5 separate regions of the Homo sapiens genome follow, and all the other regions are linked to region 5. A link is a loop called in an ENCODE intact Hi-C map of the cell type or tissue named here. Cell type or tissue: heart right ventricle. All regions are shown on one strand.

What was found. Hi-C counts contacts between places; a loop is a spot of excess contacts. Peaks named below come from ENCODE experiments on the same cell type or tissue, not always from the same donor. Only the 100,000 strongest peaks of a DNase experiment are listed, where the experiment ranks them.
Region 1: it touches region 5 in a loop (10-fold over the local background); 67 of 110 quality-filtered maps call a loop at or near these places.
Region 2: a loop joins it to region 5, with 2.8 times the contacts of the local background. A loop is called at or near these places in 5 of 110 quality-filtered maps.
Region 3: a loop joins it to region 5, with 11 times the contacts of the local background. A loop is called at or near these places in 69 of 110 quality-filtered maps.
Region 4: it touches region 5 in a loop (2.6-fold over the local background); 22 of 110 quality-filtered maps call a loop at or near these places.

The regions. Positions count from the first base shown.
Region 1 is chr15:77,494,039-77,499,038 of GRCh38, forward strand. It overlaps a transcript of HMG20A not described here. Among named protein-coding and RNA genes, the nearest start is that of HMG20A, 76 kb to the left of the region's middle. RefSeq lists enhancers at 1,572-2,372, 2,809-3,103, 3,175-3,974. In heart right ventricle, CTCF peaks have their summits at 2,969 (motif pointing left) and 3,200; DNase peaks (open chromatin) are centred at 1,941, 2,953, 3,493 and 4,143; H3K4me3 peaks cover 2,425 bases; H3K27ac peaks cover 5,000 bases.
Region 2 is chr15:77,022,085-77,027,084 of GRCh38, forward strand. PSTPIP1 (proline-serine-threonine phosphatase interacting protein 1) reads left to right here. Exons shown (of 15, transcript NM_003978.5): 4 at 3,200-3,234; 5 at 3,414-3,520. Among named protein-coding and RNA genes, the nearest start is that of PSTPIP1, 29 kb to the left of the region's middle. RefSeq lists an enhancer at 33-82. In heart right ventricle, a CTCF peak has its summit at 2,365 (motif pointing right); DNase peaks (open chromatin) are centred at 185 and 2,347; H3K27ac peaks cover 223 bases.
Region 3 is chr15:77,541,551-77,546,550 of GRCh38, forward strand. No RefSeq gene overlaps it. Among named protein-coding and RNA genes, the nearest start is that of LINGO1, 89 kb to the right of the region's middle. RefSeq lists an enhancer at 1-632 and a silencer at 2,136-2,350. In heart right ventricle, CTCF peaks have their summits at 1,996 (motif pointing left) and 2,199 (motif pointing right); DNase peaks (open chromatin) are centred at 71, 321 and 1,941; H3K4me3 peaks cover 963 bases; H3K27ac peaks cover 2,447 bases.
Region 4 is chr15:77,115,920-77,120,919 of GRCh38, forward strand. All of the region lies in intron 9 of PEAK1 (pseudopodium enriched atypical kinase 1), which reads right to left. Among named protein-coding and RNA genes, the nearest start is that of TSPAN3, 47 kb to the left of the region's middle. In heart right ventricle, a CTCF peak has its summit at 3,053 (motif pointing right); no DNase peak of the experiment used is centred here; H3K27ac peaks cover 819 bases.
Region 5 is chr15:77,184,083-77,189,082 of GRCh38, forward strand. All of the region lies in intron 6 of PEAK1 (pseudopodium enriched atypical kinase 1), which reads right to left. Among named protein-coding and RNA genes, the nearest start is that of LINC00597, 39 kb to the right of the region's middle. RefSeq lists an enhancer at 3,663-3,882. In heart right ventricle, a CTCF peak has its summit at 2,604 (motif pointing right); a DNase peak (open chromatin) is centred at 3,899; H3K27ac peaks cover 4,099 bases.

The sequences.
Region 1 (5,000 bases), 310 kb after region 5:
GGCACTGCTCTGAAGGCAGATAGTCAAACCCTACCAACTGCAGCCACCCCTGGCTAAAGATTTCACTGTTTTATTCTTTGCCCTAATGTTAACTTTTTTTGTTGTTGTTGAGACAGGGTCTTCTTTTGTTGCCCAGGCTGGTATGCAGTGGTGTGATCATAGCTCACTAGAGCCTTGAACTCCTGGGCTCAAGAGATCTTCCCACCTCAGTCTCCCAAGTAGTTAGGACTACAGATGTGCACTACCATGCCTGGCTAATTTTTCCATGTTTTATAGAGATGGGGGTCTCACTATGTTGTCCAGTCTGGTCTCAAACTCCTAGGCTCAAGCAATCCACCTACCTCAACTTCCCAAAGTGCTGGGATTACAGGCATGAGTCACCATACCCGGCCCCTACTGCTAACTTTCACTATTCTTTCATCCTGCCCTTGACATCAGAACAACATCTGGACCCAAGTGAGACTTTTCCATTGGCTTAAATCAGTCAGTACCTGTAAAGATGTTCAGAATATTTAAACTTACATGAGTCTGCCACATGAGATTTCTGCAGGGGGAGCTTTGCAGCCGTAAAGAGGATGCTAAACATAGTGGCTTATAATGAAATAATATGTTTATCTTGGCTGGTTTTATAGCAGATGTGATTGGGATATTTACTGGTTGTTTCTTAGAACTAGATGAAAGCAATAGTTCAGACCAAATGAATTACAGCAACAAAACATGCTAACAACATAAAAAAAGATATAGATTATGGAAAATTATAAATTGTGATCATGCAGAGAGGTCTCACTCTAGCCTGAACACTGGTGACCCACAACTAAATGGGGCCAAGATTAATCATGCCTCAATCTTACACATAAGCCAAGGGATCTTTTCTAAAGATCATGCCTATTAAAGCAGCAAAGACTTTTCTGCAAGATATATCATAATGAGCTCCAGACATTTAATGAGAGACAAGTGCTACGGTTGAAAGTGGTGACCTTCAGCATCGAATCTGAAAATGAAGTAGGCCTGCTTGCTCTGCAAAATGAGGCCCCAATCCAGTCTGCTTAGGTGAAGAGAAGTCTCACATTTGTAGATGGTCTGTTGCAGGCAAACCTTAAATCTTCTGGGAAAGGGGGAAAGGCTTTTGTTTGTTTTTATTTTTCTAATTAGGTAAGGATTGTACATGCAAGGAGCAAGCAGCTGACTCCAGGCTGCAGGCCCAGTAGCTTCCAAAGGCAGTAAAGCCAGCAGGCGTGGTGGCTCACGCCTGAAATCCCAGCACTTTGGGAGGCTGAGGCGGGTGGATCACTTGAGGTCAGGCGTTCGAGACCAGCCTGGCCAATATAGTGAAATCCTGTCTCTACTAAAAATACAAAAATTTGCTGGGTGTGGTGGCACATGCCTTGTAGTCCCAGCTACTCGGGAGGCTGAGGCAAGAGAATCGCTTGAACCCAGAAAGCAGAGGTTGTAGTGAGCTGAGATTGTGCCATTGCACTCCAGCCTGGGCATCACAGCAAGACTCCATCTCAAAAAAATAAAGAACAACAACAAAAAAAGGCAGTAAAGTGGAAAACGGCATCAAGGAAGAAACCAGCCTAAGGAGTTAGATAGAGTGTCCCAAAAGCCTCTGGAAGAATATGCAGCACTCCAAGGCCAGGAGACCTCAGCTTCCATCTCTGTTGTAATGGCTGCCTCAAATGAGGACAATTGCCTGGCCAAAAAATAGCAGCATGAAAGAGAAGTGTCATCCCCCCTTATTCCTAGTTTTTCATCCCCTAGAAGCCCCTCATCCAAGGACTTGTGTAAAGTTGTGTCCGCCCCTACTTTGATCTGCAGTAGGAAATGCTGGGATGCATGTCCTGACCCTCCTTCCCCCACTGCAGCCCTCACGAATGGTAGGTGGCTGTCCTGCAGACAGGATGCTGCCTCACGTCCTGAACCTCGCCACAAATTCCTGCCCCACTGGCTGCTTCTGGCTTCCTCTTGCAATCCCAGGAGACAAAGGACTGTGAGGGAGGAAGGGAGCCGAGCATGGTCTCCCAGGCAGAAACCCTTTGGAAGATGCCGGAGCCTCAGCCTGCTTGCCCGGGTCTGCCTTTCTGGGTGGGAGGAGGGGCGGCCTCCCTACTCTTCCCAAATGTCCCTGTCTTAAACCCATGCAGCACAAAACAAGCCAGTTCATTGTGTTCTTGGATATAAATATTGATTCTAGGTGATGTTAACATTCTGTTCATAAAAGAATGTAACATATTTCTCCCACACCATATTAGACTGATGTGTTGTTTGGCCAAGGGAAGTACCGATTGCTGGCTTCTGCGAGAAAATGTGGACATTTAAATGCATGCAGCTTTCAGAAGTCTAGGAAGCAGCCTCAGAACAGCAACCAGGCCCCTGGGTTGGCTTCAGCTCTGCCCTCCTCCATCCAGTTTCTCCTTTTCCATCTCCATTGTTTGCACATACCTTTGGTATTTCTGATCACTTGTAATTTAAGAAAATGCTTTCTTGGAATTATATCTTCTTTCTCAAGGACCTGTTAATGTGGGACATTTGCTTTCTTCAGGAGGGCCCGGAAGGTCAGGACCAAACATTTTTAGTTTTCTTCCCCAGGGGAAAAGATCTGGGAGGTCCTGTCCTCCCGTTTACTTTTTCCCCCTCTCTGCATGTCGGAGGGAAGGGCAAAGTCTTCAGACCAGAGGTGGTCCCGCCAAGCGCTCCACCGAGGCCTGACCAAGCCCAAGACTCAGATGTGTTGGCCGCCTTGGCAAGGCAAATTCCCCACATTCCACAAGTGCTCTTGAGGGAGAAATAGAAGTAATGAGAAAGTGGAATTCTTGATGTGTATGCGTGCTCACTCGGGTGCCAATTCATCCGACACAGACAGATCCCTGGCCTTATTTCGCAAGAGAGTGATAGAGCCCATTTCCAGATGTGCGGGAGGACGGCCCGGGACCCAGTGCTGGCAGGAGAGCTGGCGCCCTCTGCTGTCCCGGCTAGGAAACACTGCAATGGTGGGAAAGAACCTGGGGTTCCTGAAAGCCGGCAGCTCTGTTACAATCCATAGCCGACCCTCGCAAGTGTGGAAGGGGCCTGCAGCTCCTTGCTGTTCAAATGATGAACCTGCAAGGGGCTGGATTCCCTCCTTCTAGCTGGCTCTCTTTGTGTTTCGTGGCTCTAAATGAGCCAGAAATCATGAGGATTTACAATAAAACCCCAGCCTCCCACAGCATCTGCTGGTCCCGTTCCCGAGAAGGTGAGGAAGAGTGGCACTGTCTCTGGCCTGTGAACCTGGCCAGCAGGCCTAGGCAAGGCGAGACAATGAGGGCAGCTTGCCCAAGAGGAGGCCTCCTGCTGATTAGCAGCCCTCGGGCCATACCCTTGCCTGAGAATGCAGCTTCTGGAGGCCTGGCTGGCTCCAAAGCTTCCAGCCGAGTGGAAGCTGCAACTGCTCCCACTCAGGCATACTGGCATCTCTAAGGGGCCTCAGAGCTGGCACAGCCAAGAGACTGGCTCAGCTTACAAGCTTAGACAGAGCTGCCACCCCCCTCTGCCCTGCTGCCTGCCAAGACAGCAGCACAGCAGTGGGTCTGGGGCCAGGGCCAGGCTTGCTGCTGCAGGAGAAAGAAAGAGATATTAATAGAGAGAGAGAGAGAGAGAGAGAGAGAGTGTGTGTGTGTGTGTGTGTGTGTGTGTTGGTGAAACGTAGGGTGGAGATATTAGGGGGATGCAAGGGGGATGGCTGGTGAACTATACTTGGACAGCCTTTCAGTTCTGCAAAAAGGCACAAAACAATCAGTTTTTGTTTTCTGGAAGATTTTTAATTTTTTTTTTTTTTTTTGTAAACCAATCTCTTCCCTGCTGGGAGAAGAAAAACCCAACCCGCCAAGCAACCCCCTAAAAACAATGCCCTTCTCTCTCTGGGACCAATTTTCAGGCTGCACAGCAGTCCTGACAAGGTCAACAAGCTGGAGCTGTAAGTGGAAGATCTTTATCTAGGTGGGAAATAGGAAAATCATTTGACTGATAAAAGGAAATACAATAAATAGCATCTAAATTCCTGGCTGCATCCCCCAGGCCCCTCCTCTGCTGGAGAAAGTGCGTGGGCCAGGGATACATGTGCTGCTCCAGCATGTTTAAAAATAGCATGCAGCACACAGCCCTTTCTTACCTTCCAGAAAGACTTCATTACCGGATCCTCAGCCCTGAGCCTGCAGAGCTGCTGCCGGCACTTTCTTCTCCCTGCGCTGGATTTTTCTCTTTGGAAGCATTAAGGGAGTGCATGTGATACATTTTACTCACGGGCCAGCTCTTGCTCAGCTAGTTTCAATCTAGGCACGTCTAGAGCTCACGTTGAAAGTCCATTGTATTTAATGGGGTGTTAACTCTGTTTATTCTCTGGGGCCTGTGCAGTAATTTTACACTCTGCAAAACTAGCAACTTGAACCAGAAATGATATTCCTCTTTCCCCATGCCCACCCCAGTGGGCTGCAGTCCCCAGGCACCTCTGGCCCTGCTTCCCAGGGTTCCTGTAGCTCAGGTAGCCGAAGAAGTTCTGCATGCCGTGGGAGATGGGAACTCTGGGGTTCACATCCGGTTCTGCCGCTTGTTAGCACTGGTGCAGCCTGAAGCAGGTCTCCTCAGCTCCTGGAGACATTTTTCACATCTGTGAAATGAAGATTTTAATCTGCCCCATGTATCTCAAAAGGCATACAACAATCTCATAGTGGAAAAACATTTTCCTGGGTTCTACAAAGACACCGTCCTATTATTCCCAACTGGGCCACTTCAGCATCACCTCGGAAGCCACTTAACCCCTTCGGATCTCCATCTCTCCACTAAAACCTTGGGGATTTGAATAGGACTATAAAATCCACTAATCAGTCTGAATCTTCACCATGCTGTTGTGATTTTTTTATAAGTCCATTATTCCTTCCACCTTTATTGGCTGGCATTCTACTCTTGGGAAGACTTTCTTGTCTCCCCACTTACTTATTCTCAGGGCCTGGCCCTAGAAGGTGCTG
Region 2 (5,000 bases), 160 kb before region 5:
TTGTCACAAACCAAAAATGCTGTGGTTTTCCTGTCAGAGAGATTTTTAAAATTTTTTTCATGGTCTCTCTTCCTCTGAACTCAGAGAGAATGACGACATTGCTGAGGATATTGGCGGGAGAGAGCCAGGCCCTGTTCCTGTCAGATGTCCCCTGACGCTGGCTCATCGTGGGCACAGCCTCAGCACAGGGAGCCGAGAGGGCTACTCCTGTCAGCTGGTGGGCAGGCAGCAGGGACACAGTGGGGTCAGAGCAGGAAACACACTGGAAATCTGGACTGTATTTGAGCACAGAATTTCAGACTGAGCTTCCTGAGAGCCGAGTCAAAAAGGGCAATGGGATGAGTTACACATGAAGGCACTGGTGACAGATGGCAGTAGGCAGAGGCCTGTGCAGGACCCTGTCTTCAACATGCGATGGAGACACAGTAGAGGTGCTCAGGGAGATCTTGACAGTTTCCCTGCACAGACGGTGGGAGGAAGCAGGAATTTCATGGGGCAGAGAATGACTTTATGTGGCCCCCAGATCCTCCCCAAGATCAGAGCTCAAGGCTGTTCACTTTGGGGGTTCTGGGGCAAAGCTGGGCTCCTCCTCTCATCCACAGAGCTGAGGCTGCCTCCTTGAAATTTCATCTGGGGCCAAGAAAGGGAGGAGTGTTCTGGGCCTTGTTGTGTGAGCTGAACTAGGGTGGCCTGATGGTTCCAGCAACGGGGACAGGGGACCTGGGGCAGGAAGGCCTGCAGCCCAGGGGACAGGAAGAGGGGCCTGGAGGGGCCAAAGCCTGCCTGCCCAGGTACCCCAGACAGAGGTAGCACCAGTATCTATGCAGTACCCAAGGCCTAGCCAGGTCATGGGGACAAATGGGAGTTCAAGGTGAGCACAGACCATCACTGTCAAGACTGTCCCAGGGGTGGGACAGAGGCTGAATGTCCACCTGGCAGTGCTGTACGTTCAGGCAGGCTCCCAGCTTTCAGGTGGGGGCTGGGAAAAGGGCCAGCAGCTCCCAGAACCTGCGATTCCTTACAGCACCCCTCAGCCTGAGACCATGAACCGGGGTGGCCCACAGGTGGGTTTGGGGTTGAGAAAATTTAGATTATGAGCCTGGGGACAATGAGGAGGAGAGCCAGGCATTGCCCCTGTCCTCAAGGGCTCATGGTTCAGCTGCGTGACAGACATCCGCTGGGCCAGCCCAAAGTGACATCAGTGCTCAGAAAGGACAAAAGAGGATGCCAGGCAAAGATGCAGCAATGGAGATGGGCACGTGCAAAGGCCCTGAGGCAAGATGGAGCCTGGCACCTGGAAGCAACGGGCGGAGGGGCAGAGAGCAGGGCTGACAGGTGGGAGGTGGAGGTGGTGCGGCAGGGGCTGCAGCGGTGGTGGCAGCTAGCGTAGGACAGTCACGAGATTTAGGAGATAAAATAGAAGGTGGCGGCAAGGAAGGGAGAGGACAGAGCCTGGTGTGACTCCTGGGTTTCTGGTGTGTATAGCTGGTGGACAGTGGTGTCTTTGCCAAGAGGGGAGCCCTGGAAGAGGAGAGGTTTGCAGGGCAGGTGCTGAGTCCGGTTTTGGACACGCTGAATTTGAGGTATCTGTCAGATATGAGACCCAAAAGGTGAGGGCGGGGAAGTGGATGTGCAGGCCCTGAGCTCTGGGAGGGGTCTGGGTATGCTGTGGTCATGAAGGAGGCGGGGCTGGAGGGTGGTGTGCGTAAGGGCTGGGTTGGGGGTGCGGGGACCACGCTGTGCCTGGAGGCCTCTAACTGAATGAGTGGGACTGAGCTGAGGGGTGAACTGACAGGAAGCAGAGGGATTGGAGGTGCCACTGCTGGTGAGGAGTCAGAGAAGAGTCCTGAGCCCCACAAGGGAAGGTGGGGTCACCACACAGCCACCCCTCTCCTTCTTCCTCTCCCTGGTTCCGCCTCTTACCGCAGGGTGGCCACGGGCGCAGCTCCTTCACTCCTCTGACCCTTGGCTTCTCATCTGTGAAATGGGATAATAAAGGCACCTGTGCTGGCAGAGTTGTGAGCAGTTCTGACGTCTGGATGGGCATCAGCAGCGCTTGGGGCCGGGCCCCACCCCGAAGCCTCAGCCTCAGGAGGTCGGGGAGGAGCCTGAGAATCTGTATTTCTAACAGGCTCCGCGGATGCTGATGCCGCTGGTCTGTGGACCTCACTTTGGGATCCACGAGTTTAGGGCGAGGGGCCTGGCCCCCACCGATCTCCCCCAGGCCTGGATCCCCAGGCTCCTGCCAGGCTACTGCTCCTCCTTGGCCTCTGCTTCCCCAGGTGTCTACTGAGAGGAGAAGCCCCCTGAGAAGCCTGCCTGGTGCGCTGCCCCCTCCACCCAGGGCTGTCCGGTGGGCGTCATGAGGCCATATGGCCGCCAGGGGGCAGCCGAGCTGCTCCACAGAGAGGCTGCAGGGAGAGCCAGATAAAATACTGGATGCCCAGGTGAACGTGAATTTCAGATAAACAACAAATACTTTAAAAATAAAAGTCCGTTTTAAATACTACAAGGGGCATACTATACTCAAAAAGTGCTCGTTCATCTGAGATTCACATTGCACTGGGTGTCCTGTTTTTATGTGTTCATTCTGGCAGCCCCCGCCCATCATTCCCTGCCTCCTATGCGCAGTGCTGGGCCCTTCCCTCCCTCCCTCCCTCCCTCCCTCCCTGGCAGACAGTGCCCACCTCTCAACTCCTGCGCCCTGCCCTGCTAGCCTCTCCCACGGCCATCCAACCTCCTCCAAACATCCCCCGGGCCACCTGCTGAGAGCCCATCTGAACACTGTCCCCTCCCCTGTAGCCTCACCCTGGGGCCATTTGGTACCTGCCGAGGAGAGAGGGCTGTGAATGTGGGAGAGGAGTTCAGGGGAGGGAGGGAGGGTCCTGAAGACAATCCCCTCTTCTCTAAGAATGCAGCTAGGAGCACAGATGGTGGGGGCCTTCGGTACCTCCTCCTTCTGCCACATTGCAGAGGGTTGATTGCTTTAATTTGCAGAGAGCTTTGTCTTCCAGAAATCAGTCTGGGGCCCCAGTGGATGGTCACCATCTGGCTAAAGGGTCCCTTGGTTCTAGAGTGACCCAGGGTCTTCCCACCAAAATAAAAGTCCTCCCCACTGCCCACCCCGCCGGGAGGCAGCCTGGACTGTAGGTTCCCGCTGTGCTCTCCTCCTCCTGACCTGGACCCATCTGTTTTGCAGCTCCCTGAGGGCCTCCTTTGACTCCTTGAAGCAGCGTAAGTCCCCTACCCTGGGGCAATGGGATCTTTTGGGACTGCGAGGCTGGTGGAGGGTTTGGGGGGACAGAAGATGAGGTGTTGGGGCTGGGGCTGGGCTGGCCCACACGGGTGAGTTGTGGGTGGCTGAGGCCCATCAGATCTGACACTGGGGACCAGTATCCATGCTCTGCCCCCAGAAATGGAGAATGTGGGCAGCTCACACATCCAGCTGGCCCTGACCCTGCGTGAGGAGCTGCGGAGTCTCGAGGAGTTTCGTGAGAGGCAGAAGGAGCAGAGGAAGAAGGTGAGGCAGGTGCAGGGGGCGGGGGAGCTGCTCCCCCATTGCCAGCCTCTCAGTTGCTGTGGGGGTAGGGGGCTGACCTTCCTGGTAGAGCCAGTGGAGGGCGGCAGGGGTGGTGGTGGGACAGCACTCCAGGCTTTGGGGCTTGAGGGTGATCTGAAGTGGGTAGGGAGGGCAGAGGCCTGGCCGCTGGCACTAAGGCCAACTCTTAGTCCCAGAGCCCCATGGAAGGTCCTTCCTGTCGAGCTGCCTCACGCCTAGGAGGATCCTACTACAGCAGACTCTAGAGGGTCTGTGGCAACTTGGCAGTGTCCAGAGGAGGCAGTCTGAGTTGTGGGGGTCACTGGAAACTGGTCTTGAGTCCAAGGATCAGGGCTGATTGTCCTGGAAAAAGGCAGACTTGCAGCCAGTCACCCCACAGGACTGCCCAAGGCTGAGGGGTCAGACACAGACTGGGGTGGGAGAGTTGTATGGCATTGCTTAGCATCCAAAGGTACTTCTCACCCATATGTAGGGCATGGCTGTCCCGAGACAGAGTGACTGCATGGAAGTGAAGTCCCCATCATGGGAGGTGTGTAAGCAGAGGCTGGCAGATGCTTGTCAGGGAGGCTGCAGGGCTGAAGTTGGATATAGGTTCCCTGGAGGGCAGGCAGGACGCAGACTGGCCTGGAGGCTGGGCTTGGGCCTGTGAGGATGGGGGCTGAGCCTCTCAGGGCCTTAGTGATGAGGGTGGTGCCCTGCACAGGGTGGCAGGGCAGCACACAGATCCGCTTCTTGCCTGGGGAGGAAGGATCGTTGTGAAGTGGCCAAAGAATTGAAAATGAAAAGTCACAACTGAGCCTTGAAGGGGAAGAAGCTGTACCTGAGGCTGGGGCCAGGCTAGGCCTGGGTGTCCTGGCCATACCACTTCCCATCTCTGTGCCTCAGTTTCCCTCTCACAGGATGGGACACATATGTCTACCTCCCAAGTGCTGGGAGCTCAGCCCAAGCCATGCGCCCCTCAGTCTCCACAGACAGGGCTCCAGCTCTGGTTAGCAGCTCTGCTGGCAGAAATGTAGCGTGGCTGCCCGTGCCACCTGCCCATCTGCCAGCTGGGCTTTCAGGATTCTAAATGTGGGGTTCTGAGCAGACAGGGGGTCCCCAGAAGCCAGCCCAGGCTTGAGGTGCCGGAGCAGGCACCCTCTCTGAGCTGGGACGTGCCCGCAGAGCCTGCAGAGAACCTGCCAGGAAGGAGGGACCCCGGCCCTGCTATTTTGGGCCCTCCTGTGGCCAGAGGAGCTGCACTGGCTGCAAAGGCTGTTTTGGACAGAGCATTCTTTCTCCAAGTGGCCAGGGCCCCGCAGGCAGAGCGCTGTGTTGTAGTGTGTGCCATGTGTGTCTGAGCCTGTGTGTGTATGTGCGTGTGCCACAGAGCAAGGACATGTGCTTACAGGATGGTGCACACGTGCCTACGCTCCCCTGCATATGCCTGTGAGCATGTGTC
Region 3 (5,000 bases), 360 kb after region 5:
TCACAACTGCTTTCGCTCTGGAGTCCTAGACAAATTGTAGCCTGGAGAGCGGCTGTGGGGAGCTTACAAATGTGGCTGGCCCAGCCCTCCCCGCCTTCCTCCCACTCCACATGTCTGCCTCTGAGCCCTGGGGTCAGAATAGCCACTAAGGAGCTCTCACCAGGGCTCCACACACACTTGGGACTCCTGGGGTTCTTGCCAAATGGGTACCCCCGCCCCCAAGCCCTAGGAGCCTTGGATCTGCTGCCTGGACCCCAGCTCCCCTCCTCCTGCCGCCCTCCTCAGCATCTGGTTCCTCCTCAGAATGCAATGCTGTTGCCCCTGGCAACCGAGCTCCAGGCCAGATCCTGGTCCTCCTTCCTCCTCCTTCCCTTCTTTTTCTCCTCCTTCTTCTGCTTCCATATTCCCATCCTTCCTGCCCTCCCCCAGTCTGCCGAGACAGTGCCTGGGGCTGGAAGACTCCCCCCAAATCCGATGCCAGCTAGGCCAGCCAGCCAAGTCCCCTGGCCTTTCTGGTTGCTCGTTGGCTGATGATGACAGTCAGTACTCCCTGCCTGCCCATGGGACTGACTACTGCAGTCTTGGGCACCCCAGCGATGTCCCAGAAGACTCTGAGGCAGGGCTCTCAGGGTACCCCAGGCAAAGAGCCAGGGACTGTAGAGAGACAAGAGACAGCAGCTGAAGAAAATTTCTCCCCATTAGAGCTGTTTGAGGTGGTGAGCTCCCCAAAGCCAAAGGCATGCAAGGAGAGGCCTTTCCAGTGATGATGGTGCTGGCACTGGCATGGCACAGGGCAGTGAGGGGCTGTCTTGGAAGGAAGGTCGATGTGGGCTCGGCCTATGTCTATCCTGGCTGTCTCCTTTTCCCCAACCCCTGAATTCCCAGAACCTTTAGGAACACTTGCTCCCCAACCCCTGCCCTCCCAAGGACTCGTCATTTTTCATCTGGGCTCTAGAGAGGAGGACAGCACTAAGAGGTGGTCCCGGGTCCAGCGACATCAAGCACCATAGGGCAGGTCCAACGCCCAGCACAGCTGTTTAGAGTGGACAGAAACGGGCTCAGCAGGGCAGGCCACATGAACCCTAGCCGCCCTCACGCATCCCTTCCAGAGCCTCCGCTCACACTCCTGGATCCCCCTCCATATCCTAGGCTCCTGTCACCTTCCTGCTCTCCTGCAGGGCCTGTGGGCCAGCCATGCCCAATTCACGACTCATTCAACCGACTCCCACTCCTTCGTGCCCTGCACCAGTTCCTCCCTGTCAGGAATACACTTCTCCACCTTTCATTCTGAGTCAGCTCAGAGGCCCCCTCCTTCAGGAGGCTTCCCTGGACTGCCTGGGCTGTGCCCACTGCCCCGCGGGGCTCCCCACCCCGGGCTTGCCTCCTAGAGCTCTCTCACCCACGGCCTGGTCACCATCTGCACACGGTTTTCCCGAGTGCATCATAAGGACCTTGAGGCAGTGACTCTGTGCCCCACATTTGCTAACAAATACTAATGAGAACATCAGCACAGCCCTGCCTCTCTCTGGGCCTCAGTTTCCCCCATCTGAGGCCCCATGTCTGGGCCTTGGCTTCCCCCAGGATCCCCTTTTGGCTGAGAAGGGTGGCCACGCCCGGGCTGTCAGAACAAGACAGAGGCCAGTCCGGGCAGCTCTGCCCTCCTCATCTCCGGGGGCGTCCCCTCCAGGTTTCAGGAATGAGCCTCAGGAACTGGGGTGTGGGGGCCCGGACGGGGAGGTCCTGGCACTCCCCGAAGCTTTGGTTCTCGTCTGCCAAATGAGGACACTTATCGGGGCTACCCACCCCTCCGGCTGCCGTGAGGCCTTGGAGATGGCAGCCAGACCGGACTTTCCCATCGGATCCGCCAGAACCCAGGCTTCCCAAGGCAGCAGCTCCCGCGCAGCCGCCGCCCGCTTCTGGCAAGCCCAGCCCACGGGCTCAGGGGTCCCTGGGGCTCTGCTGCCCTCCAGTGGCCGGAGGCCCCTGGGCACTTAGAACCCGTGAGCTCCGGATTAATTCCATGGGCTTCCGTCTCCACCTAGGACGGACAGAAATGGTAGCAGGGACTTGTTGAGGTCACTCAGCAAGCCAGGCGCGGTACATGGACCAGGACCTGGGGCTCCAGGGCCCCAGCACTTCCATGCCCAGGGAGGGCTTGTCCTCTCGCAGGAGACCAGCCAGGAGAGGGAGCTGTTCCCCACCTGCCCACGTGTCTCACCTGGGACACCCTCTGTGCTGTAGCCCTTCCCTGCTGGCCACTCTCAATGCTGGCCTAGACTGCCCCCCGCCCGGAGAAGTGTTTCTAGTGCCTGCCCAGGGGTCATCCCCAATACGTGGGCCAATGTTGGGGGCTTGGAGGGGTGGCTTAACCCCTTTCCTCCTTGATTAATCAAATACTTAAAATAATGGCTGAGGTCATGATTGATGGACAGAGCATAGCTAATTACCCTGGAGATTAAAACGACTGTTTCTGTTTAAAAAGGCTGCAAATGAGTTAATTATTTCCTTTGCTCACCTCTCTAACCTCGTTACACTTCTAAATGAATAGCAATATTGATCTTGGAACTGATTTTGGTGTTACACCGCCCGAGCGGGTTTAATTAGGGTTTGAAAATGCTGCAGTGCCTCCTCCTTCTGACCGAGGAAATTAGACTTGGGTTTTACTTACATTTCACAGCCGTGTCCTCCACACAGATAGAAGGGCTGGAACATGGCGCAGTGGTGCCTGTCATCCCCTGCCCTGCCCTGCCCTGGCTCCCAGCTCCACTCCCATCCAGAGCAGCACAGACTGACCCTTGCTTCTCACCTCTCAGGAAGACGTGGCAGGAAGGCCAGTGGGGTCAGCTTGTTTAGCCTTGTCTGGTCACAGATTGGGCTCGGAGGCTCGGATATGATAGGACAGAGCCTAGCATCACTTGACGAGGTGGGGGCAGGCCTAGGACCTGAACTATCACAGACTCCCAACTCTGGACCTTGACGGCTCCCTGACTGAGTTAATATTTCCTCTCTGTCCCTCCTCACTTCTCCAGATGCCTACGGAGCCTCCTGGTGCTCTACCCCACCTCCAGCTCCCTCCTGCCTCTCCTCTCCTTCTTAGAGCTCCATGAAGAAAGGCCCCAGCTCGATGAAGGTGGGGAATGAGAGGGGGAGCAGGGCCCAGGATACCAGCACCCCTGCCCTGGATCTGCAGCTGACATCTAGGTGACCATGCCCTGTATCTGGGCCTCCCTACTCTGAATCTGACAGTCTGTCTATATCACTCCCTCCCACCTCCCCCAGCCAGAATTTTCAAGAGCAAGTAGCATCTCTGGGAGCCAGAGCCAGAAGGGTAGGGTAGTGAGAGTGAGCAGGACAGGCTTGGGCCAAGGATATAGGACTGAGTGGGTCTGCTCCTTCTTATTCCAAATAAAACCTTCCCTTGACCCTGGCTCTCCTCTGCCATGGCCAGATCTGTCCCAGTCTCACTTCTTTTTTTAATTTTTCCAGAGACAGAGTCTCCCTCTGTTACCCAGGCTGGAGTACGGTGACAGGATCACAGCTCACTGCAGCCTTGAACTGCTGGGCTTAAGTGATCCTCCCACCTCAGCCTCCCCAGTAGCTAGGACCACAGATGTGCACCACCATGCCCGGTTATTTTTTAAAAATTTTTGGAGAGATGGGGTCTTGCTGTGTTGCCCAGGCTGATCACAAACTCCTGGCCTCAGGTGATCTTCCTTCCCACCTTGGCCCCAGTCCCAATTACTGAGAGTTGTGTACATTCACTGCCCCCGTCTCTGACTTCCTCCCCACGCCTCTGCCCTCTGTTTTTTATGTCTCCCAGATAAAACGATTCTTACTGAGGTCACCAGCAACCTCTAAGTTGCTGAACAAAGTGAGCGCTCTGTTCAGGGGGTCTGGGCATGGATCTACCTGACAGCTTCTCTCCTTCCTGCAGTGGCACTGGCTCCTGGGTTTCCTCCTCCCTGCTCCCTCTTGGGACTGGGTGCTCCCCTCCCATCCCTGAAGAATCTCAGGGTTTGGCTTAAGCCCTCTTCTCTTTCTTCTCACTTGACGCGCCCTCCCCTGGTGAGCCCACCTCTCTCGTGGTTGGAAAGTGATCTATCCCAAATTACTATCTTAGCTCAGCCCTCTCCCTTGAGTGCATGTAGGTCCAGCCAGGGAGTGACATGGTTAGACTTACACTTTAGAAAGGCCACTGTTACTGTAGTGTGGCAGGAAAGGATGATGGTGGAGACAGAGGAACCCCTGAGGTGGCTGTTCTAAGTCTCAGCGGAAAAACATTCAGGCCTGTGGCTGAAGAAATGGGGAGCAGGGGGTGATCCACTGGACGGGGAGGCTTTGGGGATTGATTTCCTAGGGGCACGTTCCAGGGCAATGTCCCATTGTCAAGTTGGACCTCTGAGTGCCTTTGGCTGAAACTGGCAACGTCAGGGAGAAGCAGGCTTCCAGGGAGTGTTCAGGCTGTTGGGTTGAGTTCAAGGTGCCTACAGGGACATTCAGAAGGAGAAGGAAGGTAGGTGACTCCCTCAAATTGCTACAGCCAGCTTGTAGCCCTGCCATTCAGGGTAGAGGTCATCAGCATGCAAGGAGCTAGGCGGCGACTGCATGCCCAGAAGCACTGCTACAGATAAGACAGCCAGGACGATGTGGGAGAGCAGAAGGCACTGCATTCGACCCTGGTGATTCATGCCTAATTTGGCCAGTGAAATCTGTGAGCCAGACCACATGCCCTGCCTTGTCAAACAAGGAAAGAAGTGTGGAGATTGAGGGTCAGAGACTCTAACTGAATCCCAACCTCACTAATAGACTGAGCCCTGATCCTGCTCACAGTCTGAGCCCTCATCCTTGTCACAGTCCAAGGAAACAGGACTACCCAGCTGGAGGCTCTTAGGTAACACCTTCCTGTTTCCATTTCCCCTTTTCTCCCCTGAGGTAAGGATGAAGGAGAGGGAGCTTAGTAGTGCCAAGGAAGCAAGCCTGGAGTACTGAAGGCAAGATAG
Region 4 (5,000 bases), 68 kb before region 5:
ACTGGTAGGGTTGAGAGAGTCACTGGTCTGACCTAGTCAGAACAAAGCCAACATTTCAATGGTGGTTTTCTGAGTTTTATGCTTTCTCTTAACAGGCCTCATTTAATACCCACTATTGAGGCAATAAAACCTTTCATAAAGAACTTTACTAAGTGGTTATGGATCAAGGAAGAATTTTTTGATCAAAAAAAGTTAGCCAAGAGTTCTACATACTGTGACGATTCTATTTCTACTCTTAAGGGGTTATCAAAGCAAAAAGTAAGTAAAACCACCCCCAAATGGGTTATTCTCATGCTATAGAGAGGCTGACCGTGGAAGACTGAGTCTCTAATACTAGTTCATGGATCATAATAGTCTGGTCTGGAGTCTGCTCCACAGCCCTGTTAACTGAGGGTCATTCTCTGCTCTCCCTCCTCAGCAGAGGCACACTGCCACATTACAAATATCAAAGGCTCCCAGGAACATGCACTCTCTGTAGTGTTTACACTGCATGTTTATTACAATAATACAGAAAAGCAAAACTTAAAAAAGCAATTTCTAGTCATTTTTATTTAAAAAGAAAAATGTACACATTCTTAGGAAGATTCAGATAGGACCCAGTTCTGAGAAGCAGCACATTCTGATTTCCATTCAAATAGATTAAAAAAAAAAAAAGATCAAAGACAAGGGAGTCTCAGCGGAGAAAAGCATCTCTCTCTCTCTTTCTCTTATTCTCTAGTTTATCATATTTACTACAGTTAAAGAAGCCTGATATCAGTGATCAGTGCCATGGAAATCAATCAATCTATCTATCTATCTATCTATCTATCTATCTATCTATCTATCTATCTATCTATACCTCAGCACAAGTTCCTTCAAGTCTTCTACTACCTATCTAATTCAGTTTGAGGATATACTAAGTATTTCTTTTTTAAGCAAACTTCTGGTCTTGAACAGACATCCCCAGCCTGAGTTCAAGTTCAAACATATATCTTTCAGAAAATATTATCTCTGGAAAGCTCTCGAAGTCTTAGTATATGCAGTATAATATATAATCCTATATGCTCATCAATCATAACATTTGTTATTTTTGTAACTGCACTGTTGGCAATATTTCACATTTAAGTGTTACCAGGTATTTAAAAATTCTATACTAGTCATTGTTTAGTTGTATAGGAGTTGGATCCAGCACATGGCACCATTATCCCCATTGCCAGTTAAATTTGCTCAATATTATATTGTCTTCTGGAATGAAAGCTCAAGGGTCTCAACTCTTCATACCACTAAATTTGGCTGAATCAGATTGGATGGTTAAACTCTAGCTGTTACATTATAAAAAATGACACTCTCCAAGGGCTTGGGAGGCCTGGGATTTAGCTTTGCTACTAGCTGTATAACCTTGAGCATTTCACTAATTTCTCTGGGTCTCAGTCTCCCTATTAAAGGAGACAATATGAAGAACACTGAAATCTACTTCACAGGGCAGTTGTGAGGATTAATTGGGATCAAGTATATAGCGTACATCTGTAAACTACAAAGTTGTACAAATGCAACACTGATAATGACTAAAGCAGTTAACAACTTGCAAATGTCAAACTAATGCAATCTTAGAGAATCCTAATTTTTTGAAACAATGAGCAAAACAGAAAAATAGATCTTTATTTTGAGTCCCGACAGCCACCTGCCACAGCAGTGAGGCTCTCTGATCACAAATTTGATAGAGGACAGACAAAAAGAAACTGCTAACATTCAATACCTCCAAGCCAGGGTCAGCCCTGACAAACAAGTTAACACCAGCAGTATGTTAGAATCCAAGACAGGGCAACCTAAAGCTATGAGAGAGAATTGTTTGGCCAAGTCTAGTTTTTAACTATGTCAAGTCAGGCTGAAAAAAAAAACTGTGACCTTGTAGTTTAATATTAGAAGCAGAGAAGGTATTCTAATTGTGACTCGTATTTTAATTGTGATATTCTAATTATATCTAGACATTCACACAGACACACACATTTTTATAAGGTCCTCCAGAGCTTTGTGAGTAGACAAGAATGTGGATACTACAATAAGAATTTATGTTTAGCTTCACAGATCTACTTGAGATAAAGGATCAAAGTGATTTACGAAGAAGAAATGATAAATTGTTTCACGATTTTGGATGCTCTAAAGGAAAATGGTCTCCCTAGATAGATAACCTGAGTGGGCAGCACTTCCTTATCTCTTCATTTTATAATACATAGACAGGTTGAAGAATAATGAGTCACTCTAGCTTTAAGAGCAAAGGCAAAAGGGAGAAGACTAGAGTGTAAAAGAGGAGGGAAAAAGAGTGATTTTACTTGGTTCATAACCCTGAAAACAGTTACAACCCAAACACAGACCAATGGAGATTTCCATAATAGGATTTTGCTTGATGGGTATCTCATAAATCTTTATTATGGAGCCTGCAATGATGTTAATTTAGGTAGGAGTATTATATTATTCTAGGTACCACATTGTAGCCATTTTTCAAATATTAATAACTCCTTTAGTTAAAAAAAAAACCTCAAAATGACCTGACTTCAGATAACAAATTTCTAGTTCAAAAGTTATTTCAGAAAACAAACCAATTTTTCAGAACAAATGGATAGGGTTCTTCCTGTCAAATTTTTTCCTTCTGCCCTTACCCAGTATTTTCTCTACCAGGGATTAAAGTAACTTCTTCTTGGCTCTCATTATCTTTCTTGAAAAGAATTCACATTCCTTCTTTATAAAGAGTAGCTGGCATCTCAAGAGTAGCAGGAGGAATCTCAAGAAAGATTCTACTTGTTCATGCCAGCTACTCTTTAATCTATAAATGATTACTTCAGGACTCCTCCTAGGACCCCCAAAATTTAAAAATAGGAATAAAAATAAACTAGAACTGGAATGGTCCTACATCTTCATTAAACATTCCCTTTTCTAATAGGGGAAAAATCACCTCATATTTGCCTTGGCTATGTTTGGGAAAATCTACTTAAAATGCTGTGAATTTGGCAGATTCTGTGCTGTCTATATTTTCTGAAAGGCAAGAAAAAATGCTATGAGAGCCTGAGCCACAGTGACACTAGAGGGAGCTGCAATATCAATATCCAGGAGTCATTTACTTATAAACTGTGCAGCAGGAGAACAAAACCAGGCTGCTGAAGGTTGAATCTTCTTGTAAAATACACCATAGGGCCTCTTTCTGGATAAGCTTTTGCTTCTATGATGCTGGCAATACCAAATGCATGCCAAGGGAACTCCTCGTGTGAAGAGCACAGACAGGAAGAGAAGCCCATCCTGGGCACAGTGACCCTCGCCCACTTGCCAGCTCACAGGAAATGCCCGCTTGAGCTATTCTCCAAAGGAGTCAGAGGAACATCAAAAGGGACAGCCAGTCAGCTGGTATATACATATGCACCAACATGAATAACCTACAGTTGCAAAAACAGAGGCTTGAAGGGAAACTGGCTGCTTGTCTGGGTTAATAAAGATCAGTGAGGACAGAGAAGGGAAAAATATTAATTCATTATCAATTGATCATTCAAACAAGTATCTCATGGCTCCTGAGCACTTCCCATCTGTAAGACACAGCATCCTGAAGCATTCTGACCAGATTCCTAAATACAGAGGGTGGGGACCCTTTAACCACTGATAAATCATCTGTTGGAAAACTGGGGGAGAGGGGAAACAACATATTGTCTTCCAGAATCATAGCCAAATTACCCTCTCCTGAGACCTTCTCAGACTCGGGTCAAAGAACCCAACATTTACAATCTTAGCAGGGAAACAGAGCTTGAAAATGATTCATCATGCACAACCTGAAAAGTTTAATTCCAAACATACATTTCAGTTCAGGGGCTCATTTTCCATGTTGCTCATGACAACTGCCCTGCATACCTTTAAGGCAAATTTGTCATTAAAAAGCATTTATGTTTGTAATAACTTCAACCTAGAGAGCTAACTTCTAAAAAGTAGACCATCAGGGGCTTTGACTGTAAAGTCCCATTAAAAATAGCTGGGGAGAAGATAGTGCTGTCTAACACTACTGAACCTTTCAGAATGATCACAAAGCCTGGGACCTGTGAGAGGACATACCTCTTGATGCTCTCTCAACAACAGATACTCTGTTTAAGGCAACTAAGTCAGAGGGATAGGGGGAAAGGTGGACCTGTGCAAAACTGGATGATATGACTATGGAATTAATCTGTCGTTGAATGGCATGGTGTTACTCATTCTTCTTCATTGACCCTTTTTCCCAAAGGTTCCGTGAAGTGCTGGTGTTTGGAGTGCCTGCTCTCCATCCTAGTTTTTCATTGACAAACTCTCTTCCGCAAGCTTGCTCATAGCTTCAACCATGTCATATACACTACTGACTTCCGTGTCTACATTTGTAACGCACCCTTGTCTTTGGGCTTTAGGCTCATCTATACAATGACCTACTTGATTTCTTCCCATATATGTCCTAACCCATAGATTACTTAAACTCAACATAACCAAACCTGAACTCTCCGTCCCACCAAACTCACTGCTTTCCCAGTACTCCCTCTCTTGATGAATGGCTTTGTTACCTGGATGAGAAACCAAATTCACTTTGGATTTCTCCTGCATCTTCACTCCCTATGGCTAATTAATTATCAACTCTCATTGACTTTTCTTCTAAATAACTTTCAAATTATCCTCTTTTCTCCATCTCTATTGCTACCTTCATCACTTGCCTGGACAACCACAAAAGCTTTCCAACTGGTCTGCCTGCCTCTAATGTGATCCCCTCGAATACATCTTCCACATGGCTACAGAGCCATTAAAAAACAACAGCTGGTATTTCCTCCTTATTTAAATTTCCTAGCGGCTCCGCTTTATCCTCATAGGAGAAAGTCCTGGCCTTGCCTCCCTTTCCAGTCCTACTTCCCACCTGTGTTCCATTTGCTCTTACTATATTGAGCTATCTGCAGCCGGCCACCCACTCTACCCTCCAGGTGTTCTCTCAGTTTGGGGCTCCTTGTCACCCCTCATCTGCCTGAGGGATT
Region 5 (5,000 bases):
GCCTCCCCAAAATGTTGAGATTACAGGCATGAGACACTGTGCCCAGCCAAAGATACATGGATTGCATTTAAACAATATAAAAATTGTAAATATAATTTACAATATTTATAATATTGTAGTAAATAAAATTTATAATATTGTAAATATAATTAGCCACATGGAAGTGCAAATTAAAACTACAATGTGCTACCACTACACATTTATTAGAATGGTTAAAATAAAATTAAAACAAAAACAACTGATGCTAGCGAGGATGTGAAGCAATTGAAACTCATATATTGCTGGTGGGAATGTAAATGGTTCAGGTATTCTGAAAAACAGTTTTGCAGTTTCTTATAGAGTTAATCATAAACTTACCTTGGAGCCCAGCAATCCCACTCCTAGGTATTTACCCAAGATAAATAAAAACTTTTGTTTACACTAAAACCAATACACAAAGGTTTACAGCCAAAAGCTGGAAACAATCTAAATGTTAGGTGGCAGTGGTTACATAACTGCATACATTTGTCAAAACTCACAGAACCGGCAGGTAGGCTGGGCGCGGTAGCTCATGCCTGTAATCCCAGCACTGTGGGAGGCTGAGGCGGGTGGATCACTTGAGGCCAGGAGTTTGAGACTAGCCTGGCCAACATGGTGAAATCCTGTCTCTACCAAAAATACAAAAATTAGCCAGGCATGGTGGTGTATGCCCGTAATCTTAGCTACTCAGGAGGCTGAGGCATGAGAATTGCTTGAACCTGGGTGGCGGAGGTTGCAGTGAGCCGAGGTTGCATTGTGCCACTGCACCACAGTCTAAGACAAACAAACAACTCATAGAACTACGCACTTAAAAAAAGTGAATTTTACTACATGTAAATTTACCTTCAATAAACCTGACTTTAAAAAGACAGCTCTGCTGCTATGTAGAAAATGGACTCGGGAAGAACAGGACAGGAGGCTTAAAAGACTGACATAGGCAAACTAAGATCTGATGAGGATCTGGATTAGGATGTGGTGTCAGGGAAGGCAGAGAAAGATGCAGGAATGACTGGATTTTGAAGAGTAAAAAGTATTGAGGTTTTAGGTTTATGTATTCAAATGATTATGGAGCCATTTACTGAGATGACAACATTGGAGGAGGTGCAACTTTTGAAGGGAAGACTATGAGTCCATATTTTGTCACCCTGCATACAAGACAGTATATGAATTTAGGAGTCTGAAACATGGATGAGAATTCTGTGGTTCTCCTCTGCTTAGGAATTACTAGTATAGAGATATTTAGGCCGAAAAGAAAATAGTGAGCTGAGGAGGTGGCCTTGGTGGGTGAACCAGGGAGAAGGGGCTACTTCCTCTCCCCTAACTGAAAACTAACAGCCAAGGTGTGATGACACAGAAGCCAGATGAGGAAATGTCATGAAGGAGAAAGACAATAACTATTTCAAATGCTGCTGAGAGGTAACGGAAAATGAGGACTTACATACATGCCCATTGGACTTGGCAACATGAGCTCATCTGTGACCTTAGCATGAACTATTTGGTTCAGTGGTGGGGATGGAAACCAGACTGCAGTGAGTTGAAGAGTGAGATAATAGAGCAATGGTAGATAACTTTTGGAGAAGAGTAGGCAGGAAGGAGAAGCAAGAAGGAGCTAGGAGGATGGGGGTCCAGAAAGGATTTCCTTATTTTAAGATGGGAAAACCTAGATAATGTTGAATGGTAATATTGGGGAAAGATACAGGCCAGGGTGAGAGGCTGAAAAAACAGGAAAGAGGAAAGAATCACAATACTTAGAATGTTAAAACTGTGCAGGTTTCTAATTCAACTGTGTTTTATGGACAAAGGAATCGAAGCCTAGAAGAGACAGTGACTTTCCTAAGGACACACAGTAAATAAGAAAGACCCAGAACTGGGACTCAAGGCTACAACTACCTACAATATGTTTTGTTTTTACCTTTTTTGGTAGATGTTTTTTTCTTTTGTTGTATATGCTCACTGTGGAAACTCAGAAAAGCATAAAGAAAATAGAAACCATATGTAAACTTATTATTCAGAAGTAACTTTTATTAACAGTTTGGGGGCAGTTCCTGTCAGTCACCAAGAATTTAAATTAAAAAATTCCCTGTGTACTTAGCACTATGCAGCACTGAATACAAAAAAGAATAAGGCATCTTGGCATAATATCTTGTTAACCAAGTTAAACAGACTCTGATAAGAGTGGGATTAAGTTTTCTCTTTGTAAGTAGTACAATATATTTGCTTTTTCAAAGACTAGTAGATAATAGTAAAAATAATTCCCCACTTTGAGTAAAAGTAAGTTAATTCAGTCAAAAGATGGCTAAGCTGATTAACAGCTATCACTTATCAACAGAATAGCCAAATGAGACTCACCAGGAACACCATTTGCTTATGTCAGTGTTGTGTGCACTAGGAACCCATGTTGCATATGACATTCGTTTACAAGTTTGTGTCCATCTGTATTCATCTGGTTTAAAACCGAGACACTTATACATATGTAACAAACCTGCACATTGTGCACATGTACCCTAAAACTTAAAGTATAATAATAAAAAACAAAAAACAAAAAAACCGAGACATGAACCAGGCAAACACCTTTAGCAAGCACCAGATGGAGCTGCTGTCTAAGCCACAAAACCTTAACCACGAGGGCTTCATTTTAAACACTAATTATATTTGGAGACAAAGAGGTGCACTTAAAGACACTGTCAAAACTATTTTAACCTACAACAGTCTCATAGAGGGGGAATCTGTACCAGATGCAGGTCTGTCCAAAGAGCAATCCTTGGGTTTTACAGCCTTTGTGAAATGACTTCAGTGGCAATCAATAACTAGCAGCTTTCCCTGCTCAACACCAACGCTCCCCAAATGGGAAACTCCAGTCTCCAAAGTTATGCTTGAGAAATAAGAAATGTGTCTCCTGAGGCACTTACACAAGGAAATAAAACAGTCTATCCTGGTGTCTTCTATTTATTTGCCAGAACAGGTCTGATACAGAGCACCCAAATGGAATGTTTGATAAGAAAAGCTCATTTACCTCCACATTCCTTATAATCTCAAAGCAAATCTTCTAGATGAAATAGTCTATGGGAGAGTTTAATGGCTGAAGCTGCCCCTAGGAGGTAGCCAGGATTCCATGATCTAAAATCCTATTTCATATTTGACAGTTTTCAGGACCAAAGCCCTTCAGGCTATAGATTAAGCTATTCAAGAGTGGCCTATTTCACTTCAAGTCATGACAGCTTTTTAAGAACCTATTACTGTTTTTTATTCTCTCTACTGCCATACAATGACAATAATTAGTTTGCTTCTAGTCCAACAGTTTCAGGCAGATTTGATACCAAAAAAAAACCCCACAAAAATACAAAAAAACAACAAACAAATCCACAATGGATTTCAATCTTGAAATAAACTGGCCAGCAGAAAGAGCTGGAGCTCCTCAAGCTGGATTCAATTTCCATTAGTGAAGAAAAGGAAAGTGTGTAGGTGGGAGATTAAACACCATATATACAGCATTTCCTAAAGGCACCCAAGGAGAATCTGTTAATAATAAAGGAGGATGGAGAATGAACTGCTAAGCTCCTCCAATTCTGTGACTCCCGAAGCCCACCATCTCTCTCCATAAAATCTGTCACATTGCCATGGAGGCAGAGTCAAGAATCCTCACTGCTGTACGTGGGCTTTTAAGGACACTCTCAGTGAGGATCTATTGCCTATATGTCATCCCACATATTAGTCCATCTCCAGGATGCTAGGGAACAATTTACAAGTCAAGGTTCTCACTAGGCTTTTGTTAAAGAACATGTGGGTCACTTAAAAAAAAGGAAAGGAAAATGTGACAACCATACCCACGTCACTGTTCCCAACCTTTCCTTCTTCCACAGTGAAAAATGCTGACCTGACACCTCAACCAGCTGCCAAACTCTTCAGTATATGACTAAAAGGGTGGGGAGAGGAAGTGAAAGCAAAGCTGCAGGAAGAAGTTTTGCAGAAGATAAAACACAGCTTAAATTTGGTACACAAATGGAAATTCCATGAGTAAAAGGGACTTTCTTGAGATCTGACTGAAAAAAAAAATTATCATTCCTTGCTATCACAAGAACATGAGGTTCTCCTATCTAAAGAAGAAACCAAAGTAAAATCTGCTTAATTTTGGAAACTTAATGAAATCTCCAGAAGCCCATCCAGTTCCAATTGTTCTAACCACAACAGTTTTTCTAACAGTTCACTGCTCCTGTCACATGGTAGTCATCTCAGGATAAGAATCATGTAACAACAAATGCACCCCTGCAAAGCAGCACCGCTCAGTTCCAACTAATTTTTAAATTCAAACTCTTTGACGAATCAGTTAACTACTACTAATAATAATTATTATAAACTTGGTAATAACTAGTTATAAGATTAGAAGTTCCAAAATGTTCCCTGAAACCACTTTAGACCCCTATTTAAGAAGGTATACATCAGAGAAGAAGTTAAAGTATTATCTAATAACAGCCAAGACTCCATAGTCTTTTATAGTTTTATTTTATTCACAAGCTTTTTCTTCTGCTTGGAATGTATTTCCTCTAATGCTGTTCCATTTGTTGAAACCCTATTTATCCTTCAAGATGCAGTTTAAATTTTACCTCTGTGATGAAGTTTTGCCTAACTCGATTATACCACATTGTTTTGTAATTATGTAAGTCCCCAGAAGGCAGGTCTAAGTGTTTTTCCTCTCTATATCTCTTGAATTGTTTGGAATACATTGGATACTAAATAAATGTTTTCACTCAAGAATAATTCTAGTTAGCATTTACTACTAAGTACCAGGCCCTTTACCCATAAAAACTCATAATTCGGCCAGGTGCGGTGGCTCAAGCCTGTAATCCCAACACTACATTTTGGGAGGCCAAGGCGGGCAGATCACCTGAAGTCAGGAGTTTGAGACCAGCCTGGCCAACATGGTGAAACTCTGTCCATACTAAAAATACAAAAATTAGCCAGGCGTGGTGGTGCGCGCCTGTAGT